Regions from separate parts of the Homo sapiens genome. Here region 1 is linked to region 2. The links are chromatin loops, found by intact Hi-C in ENCODE. Cell type or tissue: mammary epithelial cell. All regions are shown on one strand. Links, peaks and the distances in the headings refer to the core of each region. The heading gives the core; the rest is flanking DNA.

What was found. Peaks named below come from ENCODE experiments on the same cell type or tissue, not always from the same donor. Only the 100,000 strongest peaks of a DNase experiment are listed, where the experiment ranks them.
Region 1: it touches region 2 in a loop (13-fold over the local background); 12 of 110 quality-filtered maps call a loop at or near these places.

What each region holds. Positions count from the first base shown.
Region 1 is chr20:24,298,928-24,307,651 of GRCh38, forward strand. No RefSeq gene overlaps it. Among named protein-coding and RNA genes, the nearest start is that of LINC01721, 100 kb to the left of the region's middle. In mammary epithelial cell, for the core only: a CTCF peak has its summit at 4,676; no DNase peak of the experiment used is centred there.
Region 2 is chr20:24,914,508-24,923,231 of GRCh38, forward strand. LINC02967 (long intergenic non-protein coding RNA 2967) reads left to right here and starts at 4,057. Exons shown (of 3, transcript XR_001754563.2): 1 at 4,057-5,487. RefSeq lists enhancers at 3,658-3,727, 3,994-4,627 and a silencer at 3,878-3,937. In mammary epithelial cell, for the core only: a CTCF peak has its summit at 4,014 (motif pointing left); no DNase peak of the experiment used is centred there; H3K27me3 peaks cover 152 bases.

The DNA.
Region 1 (8,724 bases), core at 283-8,282, 620 kb before region 2:
TACATTTCATGGATTGATTATCAGTTGATAGACACTTAGGTATTTTTCACTTTTTCACTATTATGAATAATGTTGCTATGAACACTCATGTACACGATTTTGTGTTGGCAAATATTTTTATTTCTCTTGGGCATATAACTAAAAGTAGGTCATAGGATGGGTCATAGAAGACTTCTACATTTAACCTTTTACAGAATGACTGGACTTTTTGCAAAGCAGCTGCACCATTTTACATTCCCACTGGCAGCCTATGAAGGCTCCAGGGTATCTACATCCTCACCAACACTTGCGTGTTCATTTTTGTAAAGCCACCATGATAGTTATGCAGTGAGATCTCACTGCGGTTTTGATTCACATTGCCTCGATGGAGACTGCCATCCATCTTTCTATGTCCTTTTTGGCCGTCTGTATATTCTTTGCAGACTGTTCAAATCTTTGCCAATTTTTAATTTAGTTATTTGTCTTTTTATCATTGAGTTGGAAGAGTTCTTTATATATTCTTGATACAAGTCTCATATATATATTATTTTAAAATAGGTTTTTTTAAAGTTTTGTCTATTGTCTTTTTAATTTCTTGGATGTAGAAAAGTTTTTTTTAATTTTGATAATATTTAATTTGTTGTATTTCTTTTGCTGTTTGTGATTTTTGTGTCATATCCAAGAAGACCTTGCCTATCTCAAGATAACAAAGATTTACACCTACATTTTCTTCTACGAGTGTTAGAATTTTAGCTCTTAAATTTCAGTTTGTAATTCTGAGTTAATTTTTATAATAACTGCTTTAAATTCTTTGTTTTCTAAATATTATATCTGTGCCCTCTCAAAGGCAGCTTTGATTCTCTGTTTTGTTTTTTCCATGTATAGGTCACACTTTCTTCTTTTTTGTGTTTTGCACTTTTTTGTAGAAAAATTATGAATTTAAAATGATATATTGTAACAGCCATGAATACTGACTCCTCCCCACTCTCCAGGGTTTGTTGTTGTTGTTTGTTTATTGACATGTTTGATAACATGGTTGAACTATTTTAGTGAAGTCTATTTCTACCATACATAGCCTCTAATGTCAGTCTTCAAAGGGCACAGCCATGGGCATGCGTAAAGCCACCATGAAATTTTGGTGGTTTTCTTTCATGGTCCTTTTCTGTCTTTTTCTTGTCTTTCTGCTAAGCTAATTTCTTCTCTGGGTATCACACCCTGTTGTAAGACTCCTCTAATTGCCAACTGATTGCTGTATTGTTTTCAACAGTGACCAGGCACATAAATTGCTCTACAGACTCTTTCGTTCAAATTTGGGCTCCTTTGCAAAAGTGGTTTTTGAGGCTAGTCTTTTGAGGTTTGTTCCCAACCCTAGAAAATTCTGTTGTCTCTTTCCCTGGTTCTCTTTGGGAAACTTCTAGCTGGTCTATGCTTTAATATGTTTCCATCCTCAATCTATTAGAGTCTTCTTAATAGCTTACCATGAAATCTCTAGTGTTTTTTACAGTGCCCTTAGACTTGAACTTCCCCTACACACTCTTCCAAATAAAGCCAGTTACCTTCAGAACATTCTAATGGCTTGCCTTCCCCCGACTAATAAAAGCCTATGAGCCACTTTTCCACAACTGAGAAGAGAGACAGTGGGCCCTTTCTCTCAGAGAGATACCTCTGCTTTATGAACAGGGTACTAGGTCGGGGTCAGAAGCCTCAGGTCTTCTTGGCTTGCCTCTCCTGGTGGGGAACCTCTACCCTACAAGTGAGTTGAGGCAATTGCAACTATACTAATTCTGGCCTGCTATCAGTGGGGGCTAGGTGGAGGAAAAGAGGCCCCAGCTTCTCAGCCATTCTTGCCTAGGATAGAGATTCTGTAAACAGATCTGGAGTGATGAGAAATGCTGGTGTCCTGGTTGTCCCGGGAAGATACCATAGCCCTAGCCTGGGAGCTAGTGGGAGAGGGACTCCTGTATTCTTAGCTGCACCCACCTCGAGTAGAACTTCCGTCAATACTGAGCTGGAAGAAGGAGGAGGGGCATAGTTAATGGCTTAAATGCAGAGACTCTTGTTATTCTGACTGTGATTTAATAGAATTTTCTTGAATAAACATTTCTTTCTTTGCCGTATCACTAATAACAGCTTCCATCACTTTAAATGTTTTTGTACACACAATTTTCATCAGTTATGATTATTTTACTTAAGAAAGGGCCCATGGAACTTCTCATACACCAGTCTAAAGGTCATCTCTCTCATTTCTTTTCAAAAAAGATAATTATAGTTTTAGGCAGTTGAATCTTAAATTCATTTGGAGTTGAATTGATTTGGAGCTAAGTTATAATTAAGGCCTCTGTCACTTTTTCTCCAATAATGATAATATTGAGCAATACAGTGAATACACCTGAGTACAATGTCTAGGTCTACTTGTAACTAGCTCTGTAAATCTCCACAGGGTGTTTGTCTTTTTATTACTAGCCACCAATATATTGAATTGGAATATCACTATGTTTTCTAGGAATCTATGAAAAGTGATTCCATTATGTTTCAGTGATTTTATGATTTGAAGAAGATCCTTCTCAAATGTTGTGTCATTCATTCGTGATACACACCAAGGCCCCGTGGCCTGGTGCCATGTCTACTTATTTTCTGATGTTTGGCCTATGGGGTACAACATGCTTTACTTCATGCTGAGCTGTCTGGTGTTTGCTCAGTTCACAAAGTCTTGATAAGCCTGTGATAGACATGTTGCAAATATGATTCAGGCTGACCCATTGCAAATGAGGCATCCTCGGGTCCTGGTGTCTGATGTTAGTACACCTGCACATCCTGATGCCCCCACAGTGCCCGCCAGACGATCTGCCTGACCTGCATGTGTTCAGGAGAGCTGGGCTCCCGCTGCTCAACAGAGAGGGCATTGAGCTGGGAAGAAGAAGCAACTAATTCTGCCGTTTAAGTTCGTGGTTTTCTTTCAATCATTTCATGGCTCTGGGCCTCAGTTTCTCAATTGGAAAATGGCAACATTTGTCAATATAAATGTCACCTGTGTTTAAAGATGGATTATTTACTTTCACTGGATGAATGAGGGTTTGTGGTGGTGAGGTGGCTAAGGCAGTTGTTTAGGCTAGGAATGCCCAGTTGTCAATTCGAAGTTGATTACTTTTCTGAAATAGAAACTCTTTGATTGCTCCTATTCTCACTGGGACATTGAGTGTAAGTGTGTGCATGTTAGAAATCAGTTTTGGTTGGTTTTGTCCTTTTCTCTTTGTTTTTGTGGCAAACCCGGAAGGCACTGAGCATCAATTCTGGCTAGATGGTAGGGAACAAAAAAGTGTGTTGTGAGTGGGAGCCTCAAAACAGAAATAATGACTGTGCTCCTCATCCCAAAATCCCGAAACACTTGAAGAGGGCTTTGAAGTTCTTCAGAGAATGAAATAGGACCCCAAGGCTTTTCAAGAAGAGTCAGAGGGCACCAAGGCCACAGCTCCATGCCTGTTTCCACGCAGGAGAGGCCAGTCATCATTTCATTTAGAAGTGCTATATCACCAGAGACTAAGAAAACTTCCAGATAACCACAGAACCTCCAAAATATAGTTTTAAATAAATGAATATGTATCCTTAACAGAGTTTCCTTCTTCTGCATATAGAGTGAATAATTTAATAAAGTTGCTGACAGTGTGTGTAACCTCAGCCCTAGCTCCCAGGAGTGGCACTTCCATCCTTTTCCCATGCTGGCAGTGCAGTGAACTGAGCTGAATGGGGGAGATCATTAACAGGAAACTGGTAGCAGTTCAGGTGGTGAAGAGTCCCTTGGGCAAGGGGAGAAGAGATTGATGAAGAAGCTCCATGTCCAAACAAAATCATAAGAGAAGCCAGCCCAGTGTCAACAGGGCTGGAGAAGAGGGGTGCCCCCACGAGGGGTGTCCCCAGGCGGTAGGATAAAGTAGGAAAGCAAGGAGGGCAAGGAATGGCTTTGCATGAGAATGACACCTGGCAACTAGAGAGGCTGTTCTGACAATGACATCTGAACATAAGGAAAGGTGTTGCTGCATCCACTGCAGACCCTACTCCTCCCCAGCAGGAGGGGAAGCGGGGAGTTAATGGTACCTCTACCCATCACGGCATAAAATTACTCATGAACCCTCCTTTAGTAAAGGCAGCCATTTTAAAAATATATATAGATGCATAATAGACATGTTTATAAGGTCCATGTGATATTTTGATACAAGCATACAATGTGTAATGATCAAATCTGGGTAATTGGAAAATCCATCACCTCAAGCACCAAGCACTTCATATGAAACACACCTTTTAATACTCTTCAGAGCCACAGGAAGGTGGCATTCTTATCCCCATTTTAAAGACAAAAAATATTGAGGCTTCAAAGAGACGTAACTTGGCCAAGCGCTGAGCAGCAGTGGAATCTGAACCCGTGTCTTTCTAAGCAGAGCTCATGCTCTAATTCACGTGCCTTCCTGCCTTCTCCAGATCATTGAGGCAAAAGTTACCTGCTGGCCATCAGCTCACCGCTGCAGGCAGTGGGCGCAGAGTGGGCACTCCATGTGGCGTGGGGGCTCCACCTTTAGAGCAGGCAGTCACCTGCTACGTGGCTGCGTGCCTTTGAAGACGCTACTTAACTTTCAGGAGCATTGGCTACTTCTGTCCAAGGAGGATGACACTAAGACATCCAGCCTCACGGTGTCACTGTGGGGATTTGCAGAGATAATTACATGAAGGAAAGTGTGCTGTCTGCACAAAGCAAAAGCTCCATAAATGTCAATGTTATTATTTGCAGTATTATTGACAGTGTTGTTAATATTACATTTGCAAATCATCACTAGGGCTGGGCATGAGCTGAGGTGAGGGCTGATTTTGTGTCTGTGTGCTGAGATCTATAGACTCACTATATTAAATATGCTTTACTACTGCTTGGAGGGAAGAGTTGGTTTTCACAGAGGATGAGATTCCTTTCTCTAGATACTCAAGAAGAGGAGTGTGTGGCCAGGAGTGAGTGGAACCTGTCTCCATGTTCTGCAAATGCACTGTGCTTCGGAGCGGGTGTCTTCCTGTCCTCACCAAGGGAGTGGTGAATTCTGCCTCCTTCCTCCGGTCCGTAAGGGGTCGTGCCTTCAGCGAACTTCATGTCATCTAAATTCCTTTGACCTTTAATAAGGTCGGAGCATCCTCTATGACCTTCTTCTTCCTGAGTGTCTAGTTGCTCAACTTGTTAGGACAAGAACTGAATTTCTCCCAGAAATTTGGTATAGAGTGAACACTACATCTATGGAAGAGAAGTAAAAGGAGGAAGAGGACAAGAAGAATTCTGAGTGCGGCTGGGAGAGATGCCGGGTACCAGCTGCATAGGCATAGTGCTTTGAATTATCTTTTTCATTCCATGCTAAAATTCAATTTCCGTGATTTTACAATAAAGGAGCTTGGCTGCATGAACAACCAGCTTTACATATCAATATAGGGTCATAAATTTAGGGACCAAAATTGAGGTGAAGAGACAGACAGAGAGAAAGAGAGAGAGAGAGAAACAGTTGATCCTGACAGCACCCTGCAGCTCACCATCTTCATGATTGATGTCTCCATGGAAGTGAGCGTAGGAACCCAGTGAGGCAATGAGTGGGCTGGATTTCTGGAGCCTTTGTTGACTTAGGATGAATGTGCTTGTCAGATGCATTGCCAGCATGGGGTCAGTACCTGGGACTCAGGCCACCATGCAGGACAAAAGGCAAATCATGCCAGGAGCCCACACTCAACCAGAGCCCATCCTACCCTGGAAAGGATCTGGAGAATGTTGCCGTTCTCAGCCATAGGACCAACAACACCTACATGAACATCATGTTCAAATCTATCTAGGACCTGCCTGGTTCCAGGTAAGACATGCAAATCTGAGATTAGGGTTAATTAATGTTTTTAAAATGATTTTACCCTATATTTTCAATGAGCATTGTGAATTGTTAATGATCCTGGTCTTTATTTGAAGAAAGCCAAAGCCTAAATTTAATTTTGATTTGGAAAACTTGACTCTTGAACCCCTACTTCCAGTAGCTTCTCATCACTGGTGGAATAAAGTCCAATACCACACCATGCCTGGAATATGCTTTGTGAGCCCGACTCTGGCTACTTGGCCAACTCCACTCCTTCCCTCCCTCTCCTCTCTGCTAGTGTGTTCTGGCTGTGTGGAGAGACTGGGGATTCTGTCTTCCAGCCTTGCCTTAAATACAAATATTTCATCTCACTTCAGGGGGTTTGCAGTGGTTATCCCCTCTGCTTTGGGAGGCTTCTTGGAGAGCCTCAGCTGTGTATACTTCACTTAGGTATCTCCTCAGACATTCTTTGCAGATGGGCCCCTCGACCACTCCACCAAAATCCCACCATGTAGCCCTTGCCTCAGTTCTCCCTGGCTCTAGATTTTATTATCTGGTGGTATTGCCTGTCTCCTTGTTTGGCCCTTGTGTTGCATGAGCTGGACCCAATAAGGTCCAGATACCAAATACATTAACTGAGCTCTCCATTAGCCCCCAATCCCATCAAGGCCCTCGGTTTCAGGCTTTCTTCTGCTCCCAGTCTGGCCCTGACAGTGAATGCCCGGAGTAGAGAGGCTGGCATTGTCAGCTTCTCTGATTTCTTAGCTCCACCTCCTGTGCTAGCAGATATTCACAGCTTCAGGGTTGAAGGAGGAGGAGGAAGGAAAACCCCAATGTGACTGGTAGAGCGGTTGGCTTCCTCCCTCAAGGACGGCATTGCGGATCCCTCTGAGGCCTTCACACGGGGACCTACAACTAGATTTCCAATCATATCAGCTGTGCCTCATACAAGCCACTTATCTTTCCCTCCCTTCCTTCCTTCCTTATTCCTCTTCCTCCTCCTTCTCCTCCTTCCTTCCTTCCCTTCTTCCTTCCTTTCTTTTTTCTTTCTTGTATTATATCATTTTGTCATCTTCTGCATTCCATCCTGGGATTCCCCCAAACTTCTAAAGAATATTGTTTTGCTATTGTTGTTGTTTTAATTTGCATATATTAAGTTTCACTCTTTGTGCTATAATGATCAATGGATTTTGACAAATACATATATCATGTATCCACCATGATACCATCATACAGAATAGTTCCAGCACCCTAAAATTCCCCTGTGCTTCACCTGTTTAACCCTCTCTTCCTCCCTCTGAATCCATGGAAATCACTGATCTTTCCACTGTCTCTATAGTTTTGCCTTTCCAAAAAGTCATATACTTAGAATCATAGAGTGTATACTCTTTTCAAACTGGCTTCCTTCATTTAGCAATATCTGGTTAAGGTTCTCATATGTCTTTTCATGGCTTAATAGCTCATTTATTTGTATTACTAAATAATATTTCATTGTATGACTATATCACTTTGTTTATTCATTAATTTATCTTTGGAAGAACATCTTGGTTACTTCTCCCTTTTGGTGACTATGAATAAAGTTGCTAGAAACATTCACATTCAGATTTTTGCGTGGACATGATTTTCAAATAATCTGGGTAAATACCTAAAACTGCAATTGCTGAATCATATGGTAAGACAATCTAGCTTTGTAAGAAACTGACAAGCTTACTGCATTCCCATCAGAATGAGTGAGAGTTCTTGTTGCTCTACATTCTTATCATCAGTTGGTTTTATTGGTTTTTTAGATCTTAGCATTCCAGTAATAATAGGTATATTAGTGTCTCACTGTTGTTTTAATTTGTAATTCCCCAGTGACAAATAATGCTGGGCATCTTTCTGTGTGTTTGTCATCTGTATATCATATTTGATAAGGTACTCCATCAGGTCTTTTGCCCATTTTTAAAAATCGGGGTCTTATTGATGAATTTTACAAGCTCTTTTTATATTTGGATATAAATTCTTTATCAGATGTGTTTTTTGCAAATATTTTCTCCCAGTCTGTGGTTTGTATTTTCATTCTTTTAATTGTTTCTTTCACAGAGCAGAGACTTTTAAATTTTAATCAAGTCCAATTTATCAATTTTTCTTTCATGCATTATGTTTTCGTTTTGTATCTAAAAATTCATCACCCAATATATCACATAGACTTTCTGCTATGGTTTCTTCTGGAAGTTTTATATCTTTGCACTTTACATTTAGGTCTACAGTTGATTTTGAGTTAATGTTTGTGAAAAGTGTAAGGTCTGTGTCTAGGCTCAATTATTTTTTAATATGGATATTCAAATTTTCCAGCACTATTTTTTTAAAAAAATTCTTCTTTCTTCATTGAATTGCCTTTGCTCTTTTGCTAACGATCAGTTGAAAGTATTTGTGTGGATCTATTTCTGGGTTGTCTACTCTGTTCCATTGATCTACATGTCTATACTTTCACCAACACCATGCTATCTTGAGTACTGTAGCTCTATAGTGAGTCTTGGAATTAGGTAATGGTAATGGGAATTGGCCCTGATTTTGTTATTCTTCTTCAGTATGGCCATTCGGAGTCTTTTCACTTTCCACATACATTTTAGAATCAATTTGTCAATATCTATACAATAGCTTTCTGAGATTTTGATTGGGGTTATGTTGAATCTATAGATCAAGTTGGAAAGAATTTGCATCTTGACAATTTCAAGTCTTCCAACCTATTAATGTTGAATACCTCTCCATATATTTAGACCTTCTTTAATTTCTACCACTGGAATTTTGCAGCTTTTCCCATATAGATACTGTGACTGGGCCACTTTTGACTCCTTTCCCAGTCCTCAGGCTTCTGAAGGTCATCTCTCTTTCCTTAGTCATC
Region 2 (8,724 bases), core at 514-8,513:
CAACACACACACACACACAAAGGGCCAGACGGGTCCGGCCGGAGCTCCCCGGCAGCACAGGGGGCTGCTTCTTCCTCCTTCCTGATAAGCCCTGCAGCCCCCAGCGATGCCCCTCCTAACCCTGGAACCTGTGACTGTGTGCCTTGAGACAGGAGATTGGCTTGGATCATCCAGGTGGAGCCTAAATCTTATCATGTGAGTTCTCAAAAGTGAGGAACCTTTCCCAGCTTTGGTCAGAAAGACATGAAGAGGGTAGAGGGTCAGAGAGCTGCCTCCCTCAGCCATTGCCAGCCCCCAGGGTTCCCCTGAGGCCCCAGTGCCAGCAGCTCCCTGCCCTGCACCTTCCCCTCCCATCCTCAGGCCTCAGCTCCCTGCCCTGCTCCTTCCCCACCCGTCCTCAGGCCTCAGCTCCCTGCCCTGCGCCTCCCCTGTCCTCAGGTCTCGGCCTCTCCCAAGGCTTTCCCAGATTTCCAGGTCCCGTCCTTGGGGGAGAGGCTACTAGTTCTAGGCTATGAAACCATCTGAGGGCTGTAGCTGGAGGTGCTCTCAGCAGGGCAGGGTGGGGTCGTCTTAGGGTGGACACGGAGTCCAGATCCACAGACAGCCCTCGGTTCTCTCAGTGCCAGGAAACAGGTCACATGTCCATCTGCAGGGTGAGCCACTGGACATGTGGCCCTGCTGATGACTGCAGAACCAACTTCTTCCCTTGGAGCAAACCGTTCTGGGGTCAGGAAACTCCAAGAAGTGACCAGAGACCCATGGGGGACCACATGATGTCTGATGGGCAGCAGAACCCCCCAGACCCTGCTCCAGCCACAGTGAGCTGCCTCAGTGCCCTAACAAGGAGCACCCCATGCCACAGGCCACACCTCTGCTCACGCTGTCCCTCTGCTTTCACCCCTCTTTCCCTTCCAAGAAAACTCTTACACCAGCATCACAATCCAACTTAAATACCCCTTCTACGGAGACTGTGTGTCCCACTTGTTACATGTGAGCACCCAGTGGTCAAAGGAGAAGGCGCTCTGAGCAGGAGCCTGGGAGACGCGGGTGGTGGGAACCCGGGCTGCGATGGGCCTGCACAGATGTCCTGCCATGAGCCACAGCAGCCCTTACAAAGGGCGTGACTTTGTGGTAAGTGGCTCTTTTCTGCCAAGGGCAACTCCAGAGAGGCAGCTGGGGGGTGAGCATCTGAGTCCTGCTGTGGGGCCTGAGTGGTGCACCGAGTCCACCAAGCAGCCTCAGGTCAAGTGAGCAACTCCATCCCCAGCTCCCTGCAGATTCTGCAGACAGGTTCATCCCTGTCTAAGCGATGTCTGTCCTCCCCTCCAGGGGTGAGCCTTTTGGATCCAGCCTGGGCCTCAGTCAACACTTAGGCAGGCACCGAGAGCTCTGCAGACAGATCTGCTATCTCCCGACTCCCACCTGGAGTTCAAGGGAGAAACCACTGCAGCCTTCAAAACCCCCAGTAGGAGCTTAATGCCAGCAGCCAGCCCTGATAAACTCTCCAATGAGCCCACTGGCCAGGGCCAGAATGCAGACCCCACACTGCTGAGTGTGACATCAGGGCCCCTGAGAGCGCTTCGTGCGTGCAAGCCATGAGGGGCCAAGGCGCAAAGGGCAATAGGAGTGCTGTCCTGCCGATACCAGGTGCTTCCCTTGCTGGTGACCAAGCCCGAACCCACAGGCTGGCCATGGTGGTCAGGCTGGCCCCCCAGGGCTCCAAGCTGTGAGCTCCCCAACTCCACAAGACAGAAGCCCACATAAAGAGCCAGCCACTTCAACCTTCTATAAAGTTCTCCAGGCTACCGAAAGGTAGGCTGACAGATTTCACAGATAAAGACACAGGATGCTCAGTTAAATTTGAATTTCAGATCATGAATGATTTTTAGTATAAGCGCATCCTATGCAATATATAGGACATATTTATGCTAAATATTTTTGTGTTGTTTATCTGAAATTCAAACTTAGTCTTTCTACTGGCCACTGTAGGTAGCAGGGAAGCCACACAAGACCTGAAAGTCATCCCTGGGTGAACACCACAGTGCTGGGCACAGCAAGGCAGGTTCATCTGCCTCCAAGGACCAACCCCACCTTTGCCTGCTCAGAACTGACCATGCATAACCCCTGTCATCAGCTCTAACCTTCAATCCTGTCTTCCATCACCTGGGAAAGGCTCTCAGTTCTTCCAGTAAATATCATTTCCAGGCTCTCCAACCCTCCCCCGTTCCTGATGATCTGGCCACTGGCAACTTGCACCCCTGATACTGACCCAGCCACAGAGCTGCTTCTCATCTGTGTCAGTTACAGTCCCTCCATGCTGAAAGCAAAACCGGAAAACTCAACTGGAATCATCTTAAACAGTAAGGGGATTTATGGGAACTCCTACCTGGAAAATCTAGTGGTAAGTGAGTTTCAGGGTGGGCTCGATCTAGGGGTTTGTCATGACTGAGTCTCTACAATTCTCCCCCTTCCAGCTTCTCCTGAGCCTGGCTGCCCCTGTGTACCAAAAAGGCTGTCAGCAGCTTAGGGGCTACACACAGCTTCATACATATCCATGGGAGGGAAAGTGGGACAGAGAGAGGGGTAGATACTTTTCTCCCACAATGATAGAACATAAGTCTTTCACAAGACGCTGACTGAGCCACCTTCCATCCCTGCCCACCTCTAAAGCAACTGAACCAAAGTGGGCCAAGAAGAATCGCTGCATGAGCTGGAATGGGCCGGCCCCTCCTGCACCGGGCACTGCAGGACCACAGTCTCCACTGCCCCAGCTGTGCCCAGCATTGCGGGAAGCAGGCGGCCCCTGCGCAGGTTCATGAAGCTCACTTACTGCTAGATTCTCCAGGTAGGAGTTTCAGAAATCCCTTTACTGTTTAAAACCATTCCAGTTGGGTTCTCCAGTTTTGGTTGGCTTTGTTTTTCAGCATGGAGGAGCTGCAGCTGACACAGGTGAGCAGCAGCTCTGTGGCTGGGTCAGTATCAGGGGTGAGAGTTGCCAGTGGCCAGCAAGTGGGGAATGGTGAGGGCTAGAGAGGCTGGAAATGGCATTTCTCCGAAGAACCGAGAGCCCTCCTGGGAGGCTTAGACTTTAATTCTCTCTGGACACACTTGAGCAGATGACGTTCCAAAGGTGCCACACCAGTACGTCCCTCCCATCTGCTTTCTGGTGATAGGACCTGACACTGTCCCACCAAGAGGTGGGGTCTGCTTGGTTTCCCATCTCTTGAATCTGAGCGGGTCTGCAATTCTGGCAAAAGTGATACTAGGTGACTTTCGAGGCTAAGTCATAAAAAAGGATGACTTCCACTTGCTGCTCCAGGGAACTCTCATGCTCAGAGCCCGGCCACCAGGCTGTGAGGAAGCCCAGGTGGCCACCAGGCAGGCCACGTGGAGGCGTTCCCACCCCAGCCCACCGAGATCCAGCCAGCAGCCAGCGCCACTCCAGATATGTGAAGGAAGAGCCTTCCATGATGCCAGGCCCCACCCTCGGATCCCCCAGCTAGCATCCCAGACCTGGTGGCCACAGGCCCCCACCACGTGGTCCCGATCCCTGGCCTCAGAAGGTCTGAGAATGATGGAAGGGATGGTGGCTCCAGGACTAAGCTTTGCAGTGACCCGTGCAGCTAAGTTAAGTGGAACCCTCCAACCCCCAAACGCCGAGATTCTCCACGCCAGAGGCCCGGTGGGTGGGTGAGGGGCCTGCCAAGCCTGGGAGATTTATTTGCAGGATTTTCCCCACGGACTCATAACTGAAATCGCAGAAGGCCTTGCGGTTTAGAGGCCCTGTCTCATGCCCCAAATTGCATTTTCCCGGAAAGGGCTCAGGGCGACTGAGGTCCCCACCGCCGCTGCGGAGCAGGCTAGGGACTGGGGCAGGTCCCGGCACAGGGGAGGGGGGCGGGGGCGCTGCCAAGGTCTCACAGCTGAAGAGGGAAGCCAGCCGGGGCCTACGGAAAGCTGGAAAATGCGCTCAGGCCGGGCCGTGCTCATGGCTGGGATCACAGCGCCACCCTGTGGCCGACGCTCTCCTTCGGCTCGCAACAGTCTGGAGAAATTGAATTGCATTCTTCATGGAGAAACACAGACCGAAAAAGATCTTCCAGCCCAGCAGCAAGAAAACCACCACTGACTTTTAGAAGTCGAGTGCAAACAGAACAGAAAGGTAGTGAACGCCACCTCCCCCTGACTCCTCTCTTTCTCTGGAAATCTGCCCCAGGAGGTTTTGTGTTTCTTTCATACATTGTTTTTGCACAGAAAAAGTCTCTCTCATGCACACATGAGACTCCTGAGACCACCTCACTCCTGCCCTGCACACTTTGTGCACACTCCTGGATCAGCGATGCCCTTCTGTCTCCTGGCACACGCAGGCCACAGCCAGAGGCCACCCCCACCCCACTGGCAAGTTGGCGTCTGCAGGCAGAGTTCACGGGTCACTCAATCCCAGGCCTGGGCCCAGCAGGGGCCTGAGTGGTCCTTGCCCACAAGGCGGACAGCCTTGAGGACCCAGGAGCCAGGACCATGCTGCCGGGGCCTGATCCCCAGCCTTGCGTAACTTCTGGCAACTTCTTGCTCTCTGCATGCCCGTTTCCTTGTCTGTAAAATGATAGGATTCAATGAAGACACAGCTGGTTCAAGAGATCTGTTGTACAACGTGGTGACTCTAGTTAGTGACAGTGTACACCTGCTTGAACATTGCTACATAGGATCTTAAGTGTTCTTATGGAATGAGACCACCACTTCTCCTGTTGTCCTTCCCAGCTTCCCCACCTCCCCTTTTCCCTAGTTTATAAGACAGTAGAAAAGGGAGAAAGCAAAAAGTTGGAAAGAAACAGAAGTAAGATAAATAGCTAGACGACCTTGGCGCCGCCACCTGGCCCTGGTGGTTAAAACAATAATAATAATATTAACCCCTGACCAAAACTACTGGTGTTATCTGTAAATTCCAGACATTGTATGAGAAAGCACTGCAAAACTTTTTGTTCTGTTAGCTGATGTATGTAGCCCCTAGTCACGTTCCTCACACTTACTTGATCTATCATGACCCTTTCACGTGGACCCCTTAGAGTTGTAAGCCCTTAAAAGGGCTAGGAATTTCTTTTTCGGGGAGCTCAGCTCTTAAGACTTGAGTCTGCCGATGCTACCAGCCGAATAAAAACCTCTTCCTTCTCTTCCTTCTTTAATCCGGGTCTGAGGAGTTTTGTCTGCGGCTCATCCTGCTACATTTCTTGGTTCCCTGACCGGGAAGCGAGGTGATTACTGGATGGTCGAGTCAGCCCCTTAGGCAGCTTAGGCCTGCCCTGTGGAGCATCCCTGCGGGGGACTCCGGCCAGCTCGAGCGACGTGGATCCTGAGAGCGTTCCCGGGTAGGCACTTGCCCCTGTGGAACGCCTCATCAGAGCAGTGTATGGCAGGCCCCCATGGAGGATCAACGCAGTGGCTGAACACCAGGAAGGAACTGGCACTTTAAGTCTGGACATCTGAAACTTGGTAAGACTGGTCTTTGGAACTTGCCCCACTCCATTTGAGTGGAAGCGTGGCCTGATCACCCATGGTGTGCCTGTACTGGCATTTTGGTTTTTGTTTTTGACTTGACTTGAATTGCTTGATACTTTGGTTTTGGTTTTGACCTGGCTTGGATTTCTGGATGCTCTGATTTTGGTTTTGATTCTGTTTGGTGTAAACTGAAAAAGTGTGTTTGTGCCCTTTTAACCCGTTCTTTGTTCTGTGGTGTGCGTGGTATGAGCTTGGTGTTTTGTCTCGAGGAAACATGGGTCAGACACAAAGTAAGCTCACTCCACTAGGAACTATGTTGAAAAATTTTAAGAAGGGATTTAATGGACACTATGGGGTTACTATGACATCAGAGAAACTTAGAACTTTGTGTGAAATAGATTGGCCAACATTAGAAGTAGGTTGGCCATCAGAAGGAAGCCTGGACAGATCCCTTGTTTCTAAGGTATGGCACATGGTAACTGGTAAGTCAGGACACTCAGACCAGTTCCCGTACATAGACACTTGGTTACAGCTGGTGCTAGACCCCCCACAGTGGCTAAAAGGGCAGGCAGCAGCAGTGCTAGTAGCAAAGGGACAGATAGCCAAGGAAGGATCCCGCTCCACCTGCCAAGGGAAATCAACTCCCGAAGTTCTGTTCAACCCAACATCAGAAGATCCATTGCAGGAGATGGCACCAGTGATCCCAGTGGTGCCCTCCCCTTACCAGAGAAAGAGGCTCCCCACTCTTGAGCCCACAGTGCTTGCACCTCCACAAAACAAACATATCCTTAGGCCACCCAGAGTAAACAAGAGAGGAGTTGAAGCCTCCGGAGAAACTCCTCCCTTGGCAGCTCATTTAAGACCCAAAACTGGGATACAAATGCTCCTGAGAGAGCAGCAGTATACTGGGATAGATGAGGATGGTCATGTTGTGGAGAGGCATGTTTTTGCATACCAGCCCTTCACCTCTGCCGACCTTCTCAACTGGAAAAACAATACCCCGTCCTATACTGAAAAGCCACAAGCTCTAACTGATTTGCTCCAAACTATTATCCAGACCCATAACCCCACTTGGGCTGATTGCCACCAGCTGCTCATGTTCCTCTTTAACACAGATGTAAGGTGGAGAGTGCTCCAAGCAGCAACTAAGTGGCTAGAGGAACGTGCACTGGCTGATTACCAAAATCCCCAAGAGTATGTAAGGACCCAGTTACCAGGAACCGAACCCCAGTGGGACCCAAATGAAAGAGAGGATATGCAAAGGCTAAACTGATACAGGGAAGCTCTCTTGGAAGGATTAAAGAGGGGATCCCAGAAGGCCACAAATGTTAACAAGGTCTCTGAGGTCATTCAGGGAAAAGAAGAAAGTCCAGCACAATTCTACGAGAGATTGTGTGAGGCCTATCGTATGCATACTCCCTTTGATCCTGATAGCCCTGAAAATCAGTGCATGATTAACATGGCTTTAGTTAGTCAAAGCACTGAAGACATTAGAAGAAAACTGCAGAAACAGGATGGGTTTGCAAGGATGAATACATCACAGTTATTAGAAGTAGCTAACCAGGTGTTTGTAAACAGGGATGCAGTAAGCTGTAAGGAAAATTGCAAAGAGAATGAACGTCAGGCCCGGCGAAACACCGACCTGTTTGTTAGCTGCAGCAATCAGAGGGGTACCCCCAAAGAGGCAAGGGAAGGGGAGCCCTGGGAAAGAAACTCAGCCTTGAGAAACAGCTCCAGTCTACAGCTCCCAGCGTGAGCGATGCAGAAGATGGGTGATTTCTGCATTTCCATCTGAGGTACCGGGTTCATCTCACTAGGGAGTGCCAGACAGTGGGAGCAGGACAGTGGGTGCAGCACACTCTGCGAGAGCCAAAGCAAGGTGAGGCACTGCCTCACTCGGGAAGTGCAAGGGGTCAGGGAGTTCCCTTTCCTAGTCAGAGAAAGGGGTGACAGACGGCACCTGGAAAATCGGGTCACTCCCACCCTAATACTGCACTTTTCCAACAGGCTTAAAAAAATGGCACACCAGGAGATTATATCCCGCACATGGCTCGGAGGGTCCTATGCCTGCGGAGTCTCACTGATTGCTAGCACAGCAGTCTGAGATCAAACTGCAAGGTGGTAGCAAGGCTGGGGGAGGGGCGCTTGCCATTGCCCAGGCTTGATTAGGTAAACAAAGCAGCTGGGAAGCTCGAACTGGGTGGAGCCCAACACAGCTCAAGGAGGCCTTCCTGCCTCTGTAGGCTCCACCTCTGGGGGGCAGGGCACAGACATACAAAAAGACAGCAGTAATCTCTGCAGACTTAAATGTCCCTGTCTGACAGCTTTGAAGAGAGCAGTGGTTCTCCCAGCATGAAGCTGGAGATATGAGAACGGGCAGACTGCCTCCTCAAGTGGGTCCCTGACCCCCGACCCCCAAGCAGCCTAACTGGGAAGCACCCCCCAGTAGGGGCAGACTGACACCTCACACGGCCGGGTACTCCTCTGAGACAAAACTTCCAGAGGAACGATCAGGCAGCAGCATTTGCAGTTCACCAATATCCGCTGTTCTACAGCCACCACTGTTCTGCAGCCACCGCTGCTGATACCCAGGCAAACAGGGTCTGGAGTGGAACTCTAGCAAACTCTAGCAGACCTGCAGCTGAGGGTCCTGTCTGTTAGAAGGAAAACTAACAAACAGAAAGGACATCCACACCAAAAACCCATCTGTACATCACCATCATCAAAGACAAAAGTAGATAAAACCACAAAGATGGGGAAAAAACAGAGCAGAAAAACTGGAAACTCTAAAAAGCAGAGCGCCTCTCCTCCTCCAAAGGAACACAGCTCCTCACCAGCAATGGAACAAAGCTGGATGGAGAATGACTTTGACGAGATGAGAGAAGAAGGCTTCAGACGATCAAACTACTCTGACCTACAGGAGGAAATTCAAACCAATGGCAAAGAAGTTAAAAACTTTGAAAAAAAATAGACGAATGGATATCTAGAATAACCAATGCAGAGAAGTCCTTAAAGGAGCTGATGGAGCTGAAAGCAAAGGCTCGAGAACTACATGAAGAATGCAGAAGCCTCAGGAGCTGATGGAATCAACTGGAAGAAAGGGTATCAGTGATGGAAGATGAAATGAATGAAATGAAGTGAGAAGGAAAGTTTAGAGAAAAAAGAATAAAAAGAAACAAACAACACCTCCAAGAAATATGGGACTATGTGAAAAGACCAAATCTACGTCTG